2 separate regions of the Homo sapiens genome follow, and region 1 is linked to region 2. The links are chromatin contacts, found by Hi-C or POLR2A ChIA-PET in ENCODE. All regions are on one chromosome and are shown on one strand. Each heading gives the region's core, a stretch centred on a gene start or an enhancer-like site at or near the end of the contact. The rest is flanking DNA. Distances are from core to core; before and after follow the strand shown.

Region 1 (3,857 bases), core at 63-2,562, 1.2 Mb after region 2:
CTCGGGAGGCTGAGGCAGGAGAATTGCTTGAACCCGGGAGGCAGAGGTTGCAGTGAGCCAAGATCACGCCATTGCACTCCAACCTGGACAACAAGAGCAAAACTCCATCTCAAAAAAAAAAAAAAAAAAAAAAAAAACAGTGGAAAGGCTTGGGTAGAATTTTTTTTTTTTTTTTTTGAGACAAGGTCTCCCCGTCTGTCTGTCGCCCAGGCTGGAGTGCAGTGGTGCGATCTCAGCTCACTGCAACCTCTGCTCCCTGGGTTCAAGGGATTCTCCTATCTTACCCTCCCAAGTAACTGGGACCATAGGTGCGTGCCACCACACCCAGCTAATTTTTTGTATTTTTGGTAGAGACAGGGTTTTGCCATATCATCCAGGCTGGTCTTGAGCTCCAGACCTCTATCTGCCCGCCTCAGCCTCCAATGTGCTGGGATTACAGGCCTGAGCCACTGCATGATAACCATTATTGTTGCATTAATAATGAATATTGTATAGAACACTTGTATATTGTCATTCGCAGAGTATCTTTTTAAATTTGCTTTATTTGGGCCTGGCCGGTAATTTTTTTTATAGATAAAGATGGGTTCTCACTGTTGCCCAGGCTGGCCTCTAACTCCTGGCCTCAAGAGATCCTCACACTTTGGCATCACAAAGTGCAGGGATTACAGACATGAGTCAGTGTGCTCGGCCCAAAAAAGGCAAATATAAAAGGATACTCTGCAAATGACAATATGCAAGTGTTCTATACGATATTCATTATTAATGCAACAATAATGGTTATCATGCAGTAATAACAACTGTAATGGAAAAAGTTTTAAATGCTCATCATCAAAGTGAATATCTAAACAGGAACTATAAATCATTGTATCGAATGTCTAATCAAACAGGGTTTGGAGGATGATCCCTGGCTAACCAGACATTGGGAGCTTCCGGCATCAGTTTTCATCATTGAATGTCTAAGTTTCTGGGCTCAGAAAAAAGTTTGCATCATCAAAAATGTGGATATGTGAGAAACAGTGCAGAGAAGGTATAGAACATTGTGAAACCTCTTTCTCTGAACAGTTTTAACATCGAAAGTGCCATCTGGCCACAAGGATCAGAAAATAACCAGATTACTAGCTGCCAGATTTTACTTCTGCAAAAAAATAAATCAAAAGACTCAGTAATCTATCAGTGCAGGAATTCTGGGTTGTGATCAGAATAAAATAGGTGGCAAAATGTTCCTATGAGTATCAAGGCCAGCAAAGAATCTCTTTGGCCTTTTAGAACTGGATCACGTTAACTTGAAACTGAGTCTCCGTGCAAAGGGATGGGGCATAGCTCCTTCAAAAGAGGATGTGGGTAATCAGACCACTCAAACAGGTGGCACAGTCAGTGTGGGAGTCTTGGTCCCACTGAGGTATCAATACTCATCTGGGGAGCCCTCCTCCTGCCCTGCTAATTACGTTAATCTCTTAAATTCCCTTAAAAAGTCATGGCACTTTTCAGGCTGGGCATGGTGGCTCACGCCTGTAATGCCAGCATTTTGGGAGGCCGAGGCTGGTGGGTCGCTTGAGCTCAGGAGTTCAGTCAAGAATGGCTCCGGCAACATGGTGAAACCCCATCTCTACGAAAACATTGAAAATTAGCCGGGCATGATAGCGTGTGCCTATTTTCCCAGCTACTCCGGAGGCTCAGGTGGGAGAATCATCTGAGCACAGGAAGTTCGAGGCTTCAGTGAGCTGTGATTGTGCCACTGCACTCCAGCCTGGGTGACAGAGCGAGACCCTGTCTTAAAAAAAAAAAAAAAAAAAAGTCCTAGCACTTTTCAAACATGTTAGGGACTTTAGAACTTATCTGGCCAAATGCTTCCATTTCACAGGTGAGGAAAACAAAGTCTCAGAGAACTACTCTGAAGGCCAGAGAACTCATCAGTGGCTCAAGCAAAACATGAATCTCCCGCTTTCCATAACAGTTTTCTCTTCACAGTGCTGCTGCCTTCCCCATCCTTCCACCTTTAGTGCTCCCACAATCTTTTTTTTTTTTTAGGCAGAGTCTCACTCTGTCACCCAGACTGGAGTACACTAGTGCAATCTCGGCTTACTGCAGCCTCCACCTCCCAGGGTTCAAGCAATTCTCCTGTTTCAGCCTCCCGAGTAACTGGGATTACAGGCGCCTGCCACCATGTCTGGCTAATTTTTGTATTTTTAGTAGAGACGGGGTTTCACAATGTTGGTCAGGCTGGTAATTTTTGTATTTTTAGTAGAGATGGGGTTTCACCATGTTGGCCAGGGTGATAATTTTTGCGTTTTTAGTAGAGATGGGGTTTCGCCATGTTGGCCAGGCTGGTAATTTTTGTATTTTTAGTAGAGACTGGGTTTCACCATGTTGGCCAGGCTGGTCTTGAACTCCAGGCCTCGAGTAATCCACCCACCTTGGCCTCCCAAAGTGTTGGGATTAGAGGCATGAGCCACCGTGCTCAGGCTTCCCACAATAATTTTTACTTTGACACATACAGACTTCAATATCACATTCGTATGCACCAAGCTATATGGGAGAATATCTGTAAAGATTCATGAGTTGTTATGTATAGAGTGCTTAAATTGTGGACATAGAAAATAATATTTCTATCCAGATGCAGTGGCTCACGCCTGTAATCCCAGCACTTTGGGAGGCTGAGGCGGGCAGATCACCAGAGGTCAGGAGTTCGAGACCAACCTGGCCAACATGGTGAAACCCCATCTCTATTAAAAATATAAAAAATTGGCCAGGCATGGTAGCGGGCACCTATAATCCCAGCTACTCAGGAGGGCGAGGCAAAAGAATCGCTTGAACCCAGGAAGTGGAGGTTGCAGTGAGCCGAGATCGCACCATTGCACTCCAGCGTGGGCAATAGAGAGAGACTCCATTTCAAAAAAAAAAAAAAATCACTAGGCCAGGTGCGGTGGTTCATGCCCTGTAACCCCAGCAATTTGGGAGGCTGAGGCAGGAGGATTGTTTGTGGCCAGGAGTTTGATACCAGCCTGGGCAATATAGTGACACCTCATTTCTACAAAAGATAAAATAAAAAAAAAAATATATAGCAATCATTAAAATGATATATTTTATTATATTTTATTATCAAAAAATAGTTCTAAAAGCCATATTGCCAATGACAGAGAATGCTGGGGCAGAGTTTTCCAAGACTTTAAGCAGCATATTTGGGTCTGGAGTCTAAACGTCTCAATTTATCAAACATTTGTTGTGCACCTACTGTATACAAGGCTCTGTGCAGGATACAGTGAAAAATGATGAAGCCATAGTCTTCACTCTCAAAGAATAAATGGGAGTCCTCTTCAGTGATAGAAACACAAAGCCAAGAAAAGAAGCAGCTTTTTGGTGAATGATGATCCTAAGGTACCAAAAGGGCATTGGTATATTTTTATTGATTTAACAAACACTTCTGTAACGTGTTCTGTGCCAGGCACTATGTAAGTGCTCTTTATTAGTATGAACATATTTGATTCTCACAAAAATACCTGAATAACCTGAACTGTAGTATTACTATGGCCATCTTACATTTACTGGGCTTTGCCACTTACTGCTGTGTGACATTGGGCAAGTTATTTAACCTCTCTGTGGTTAAATAACTTGCCCAATGTCACACAGCAGTAAGTGAAAAAGCCCAGATTCATGCCTAGGCCACCTGGTTCCAGAGTTTATGTTTGTAACTACTCTGGAATTGATTTTTTTTTTTTTTTTTTTGAGATGGAGTTTCGCTCTTGTTGCCCAGGCTGGAGTGCAATGGCCCGATCTCGGCTCACTGCAACCTCCGCCTCCCAGGTTCAAGCAATTGTCCTCCTTCAGCCTCCCAAGTAGCTGGGATTACAAGCATGCAC
Region 2 (4,135 bases), core at 467-2,966:
AAATTCATCATTAGCCTACTTTTTAAAAGTTGTACCCATCTAGCCATGCATGGTGGCTCATGCCTGCAATCCCAGTACTATGGGAGGCCAAGGTGGGAGGATCACTTGAGCTCAGCCTGGACAAAATAGCGAGACCCCAGCCTTGATTAAAAAAAAAAAAAACCCAACAACAGAAAAAAACAAACATGTTGTACCCATCTGGTCTTTGCTCTCAGCTCTATCGCTTAAAGACCCACAGATGCCTATTTTTGCCAAGTTCTTGCGTATTACACCAAATAAAATACATGACCCATTCTCTGAAAGAGACACTTACGCTGTATAAAGCACAGGTTTGAGAAACCTCCCTTTCCAAAACAAGGAAGTCTGATACATCTGCTTACCAGTGTAACACCCTTGATCATGTTCTGTACATGACTACAAATAGTCCGAACGGTAGCCAGTTCCTTTCTGTTACCCCACCATTTGTCAACCCGGAGCTGTAACAGAACAAAAAATGTATTCTTTCCAGAAATATGCAGGCTTAAAAGACAACAGACCACTTACCGAATTACTTTAAGATTCTAGAATTAACCCTTATCAAAGCACATGGTTTTCAACTGGAAAAATCCAACCACCTATAAAACCTCCCAACAGTTAAGCTTTGTAGAAGTTGCAACAAACTTCCCTTCTGGAAAATTAAATCATCAGGTTTAAATGACCTACTGCCGGTTCCTGTGATTTTTACAAAGCAATCACTAGGAAAATAAACCAAACTTCTAACACCATTAAGACGTGTCACTGATGACCACTATTACATTTGAGCTTTATATAATTGGCTGTGTTCAGAATCTGGTTTTTCAATTTCACTGAACAGGCTGGTATTCTGGACAGCAACATTTAAAGCTGAAGCACTGAACCTTAATTCGAAAATTGTTAAAGCAACCAAATGTGATGCTGTTATAAACCACCTTCCAACGAGCAACTGAATTATCAGAAGAAAAACCCTCACCCTCTTTTTTTTCTTTCCAAGAAGGCTGAGTTCTACATTGATGTGATTGAAGTCCCTCCGCAGGGTTCCTCTGGGGCCCTTCACGATAACTGTGCGTCCCTTCAGAGTAATGTCGACTAGAAGAGAGAACACACTCGTCAGGCCACACAACGCTTGGAACGTGCAGTAAAGATGTAAGTAAAAGACATCAAGTCTCATACCATTTTCTGGAATGTCGACAGTCTGATTGCTGAGAATAGTCTTCATTCTGAAACACAAACACTGGGGGTGAGGCCGACGCAAGGCCCGTTTTTCCACCAAACTACGCCGCACAGAGCTCCACTCCTACTGGAGACTGCCAGGCGGAAGTTCCAGACAAGATGTCGGAGGACGGGAGACCGACAGCGGGCCCCAGTGTGTCCCAGCCTGGAAGGAGCAGCCCCAAAGCGAGAATTACGAGGCCCAGCAGTCGAACTCCCACTCAGCCCAACCCTGGAAGTCCTATGCGGGCGGTGCCATCCCGGCAAGACTGAGGGGCGGGAATAGGCCAAAAAGCCCACAACAGGATTCGCATCTGGCGCCGCCAGGCTCATATGGCGCTTGCCGAGCTGGGGGACAAACAGGACAAGGTTCCGAGAGTGGGAGCCGCGCCGCAGCCTTTCCCAGAGCAGATGGTTTCAGATTCCCAGTACCCCCACGAGCACAGAAACATCCTTACCTCGCAGTAGACGCAGCAAAGAAAGAACGTCTGTCGTCATTACGTACTTGTATCGCGTAAGGGGCCTGCGTATTGCGTCATGAGTGCGCGACGCACGTAAGGCTAAAGCAGCCAATCGTGGAGCAGCTTGGCTGCTTGTCATAAATGGAGCGACGTAATTTCGACCTGTCCTTTCCCGGGAGTTAGCGATCCCTCAACCCCTGCACTGCGCTAGTCCTAAAGAGGAAATGTCTCTACGCTGCGGGGATGCAGCCCGCACCCTGGGGCCCCGGGTGAGCGGCGGGGCGAACGGGTTTGGGCGTGGGGTGGGGGGATCCTATCCCTTCAGAGCGCCCATGCCCAATAATAAAGGCCAGTGCATTTACTGAACATTTACTACTAGCCAACGGCAGTTTTAAACGTTTTTCGTGTAATCTCATGTAATTATCCCGCCAGCCCCATGATATAGAGTCTCTGGCATCAGTTTGTTTGCAAGTCTCTCTGGGCCAGCACCGAGGACTTATTTTCTGCTTAGAGTGGTTTGTACCCTATATTTATGGAGCACTGCAGTGAGCACCCCACATAGCTATTCTGTCTTGGACTCTTACTGTGTGTGAGACACCACTCTAGCCGCAGAGAACACAAACCTGTCCGCTAGGCTTCAGCGGCAGACATTGAGAAGTGCAGTAGCAATCGTGCAACACCCTAACAGGCACTCTTTGAGTTGTCGAAGGTTCTTTTGAGATACATGTGCAGACTCGTGGATTTTGTAGTGTTTTGGCTATCTCATACACGTTTGTGTTCAGATGTAAAAGCCGAATACCATGATTTCTTATGTTCTTGACTGCCACGTTCAAACACAGAAACAATGTAACCTAGAAAGTAAAAACGTTCATCCTGGCCAACATGGTGAAACCCCGCCTCTATTAAAAATACAAAAATTAGCTGAGCGTGGTGGCGTGCGCCTGTAGTCCCAGCTACTCGCCAGGCTGAGGCAGGAGAATCGCTTGAACCCGCGAGGCGGAGGTTGCAGTGAGCCGAGATCGCGCAACTGCACTCCAACCTGGGCGACAGAGCGAGACTCCATCTCAAAAAAAAAAAAAGAAAAAGAAAGTAAAAACGTTAGGCTTGGTTTTAACCTTCCAGTTGTCTGAAACTAATTGGGCATTATTAACCTACGTTTCAACAATTATTCAAAGCTCGAGAGATTTATTGCACACTTCACTTTAAACGCCCCTGATTCAAGTCAGGACCAGAACAGTTTTAAACTGTGGCACCTTCTTCAGTTATTGCAGTTCAATCTTGTTGAAAGACAAACATCTAGTTCCTGGTAGGTGGAGTACATGAAAGTGTGATATATGTTAGTTCCAGAGATTTTCGGGCCGGGTGCGGTGGCTTACGCCTGTAATCCCAGCACTTTGGGAGGCCGAGGCAGGTGGATCACCTGAGGTCAGGAGATCGAGACCATCCTGGCTAACATGGTGAAACCCTGTCTCTACTAAAAATACAAAAAAATTAGCCGGGCGTGGTGGCGGGCGCCTGTAGTCCCAGCTACTCAGGAGGCTGAGGCAGGAGAATGGCGTGAACCCGGGAGGCGGAGCTTGCGGTGAGCCAAGATTGCGCCACTGCACTCCAGCCTGGGCAACAGAGCAAGACTCCGTCTCAAAAAAAAAAAAAAAAAAACAGATTTCCAAATCTATTCTAAACTCAGTAGTAAACAGTCAACTCTTACTCTCTTTTAGGTTTGGTTCCTTCAGTCATCTTTTATATTCTAATGCCCTAGAATACTAGAGCTCCTAGTTTGACATAATTTCTGAATCACTTTTTTGGCTTTACCCTTCCGTTTAGGTGTTATGATGGGTTAAAACTAAATTATTACGGACTCCACTAAATAAACGTCATAATTAACTCTTTCTTTAGGTATTTGGGAGATATTTTTGCAGCCCAGTCAGACCGTTAAGCTCCTTGCCAGATAAAAAAAAGGAACTCCTACAGAATGGACCAGACCTTCAAGATTTTGTATCTGGTGATCTTGCAGACAGGAGCACCTGGGATGAATATAAAGGAAACCTAAAACGCCAGAAAGGAGAAAGGTAATTGAAAATTTGAGATAATTTTAACGTCCCGTTCCTTTATTGTGCATTATTTTCAGATATAACCAAGCCCTAGAATCTGTTTTTAATATCAGACTTGTTAAATTTAGCTAAAAATCATTAGAAAGATGTGATAACAGAACTAGATAGAACAAGTAAGCAGATGAAATTTTTGGAATCTTTCTCTTTTCTCTTGCCCTTACTATGTTACACTGCCATCTCCCCATTTTCTACCCAGCATCCAACTTCTTCAGAGTAAAGATTACTGCTTTGCTACTAGTCTGTTAGATCTGGGTTAGTAGCTGTTGATGATCTAACTTGTGCTTCTCCTAGTCAATTTACATGTGACCTATGGATACCTTGCCTTAATTTAAAAGA

Evidence for each region. Hi-C counts contacts between places; a loop is a spot of excess contacts on that map. ChIA-PET counts read pairs that join two places held with the same protein, here RNA polymerase II (POLR2A). Pooled maps may share reads with other maps.
Region 1: a pooled map shows a loop between it and region 2 (4-fold over the local background). The contact joins the enhancer-like site here to the promoter of RPL9 in region 2. A Hi-C loop is called at or near these places in 1 of 50 pooled maps. POLR2A ChIA-PET finds 5 or more read pairs at or near these places in 2 of 52 experiments (MCF 10A and activated T-cell).

The regions. Positions count from the first base shown.
Region 1 is chr4:40,655,244-40,659,100 of GRCh38, forward strand. No RefSeq gene overlaps it. Among named protein-coding and RNA genes, the nearest start is that of RBM47, 27 kb to the left of the region's middle. Within about 2 kb of position 1,313, at least 3 of the 41 ENCODE cell types and tissues checked have a DNase peak (open chromatin) inside an H3K27ac peak, as active enhancers do.
Region 2 is chr4:39,457,206-39,461,340 of GRCh38, forward strand. It overlaps RPL9 (ribosomal protein L9), which reads right to left and starts at 1,717. Exons shown (of 8, transcript NM_000661.5): 1 at 1,686-1,717; 2 at 1,189-1,235; 3 at 989-1,104; 4 at 381-476. The coding sequence starts at 1,234. It overlaps LIAS (lipoic acid synthetase), which reads left to right and starts at 1,851. Exons shown (of 11, transcript NM_006859.4): 1 at 1,851-1,957; 2 at 3,585-3,757. The coding sequence starts at 1,913. RefSeq lists enhancers at 718-1,468, 1,664-1,958, 2,329-2,378 and a silencer at 1,899-1,948.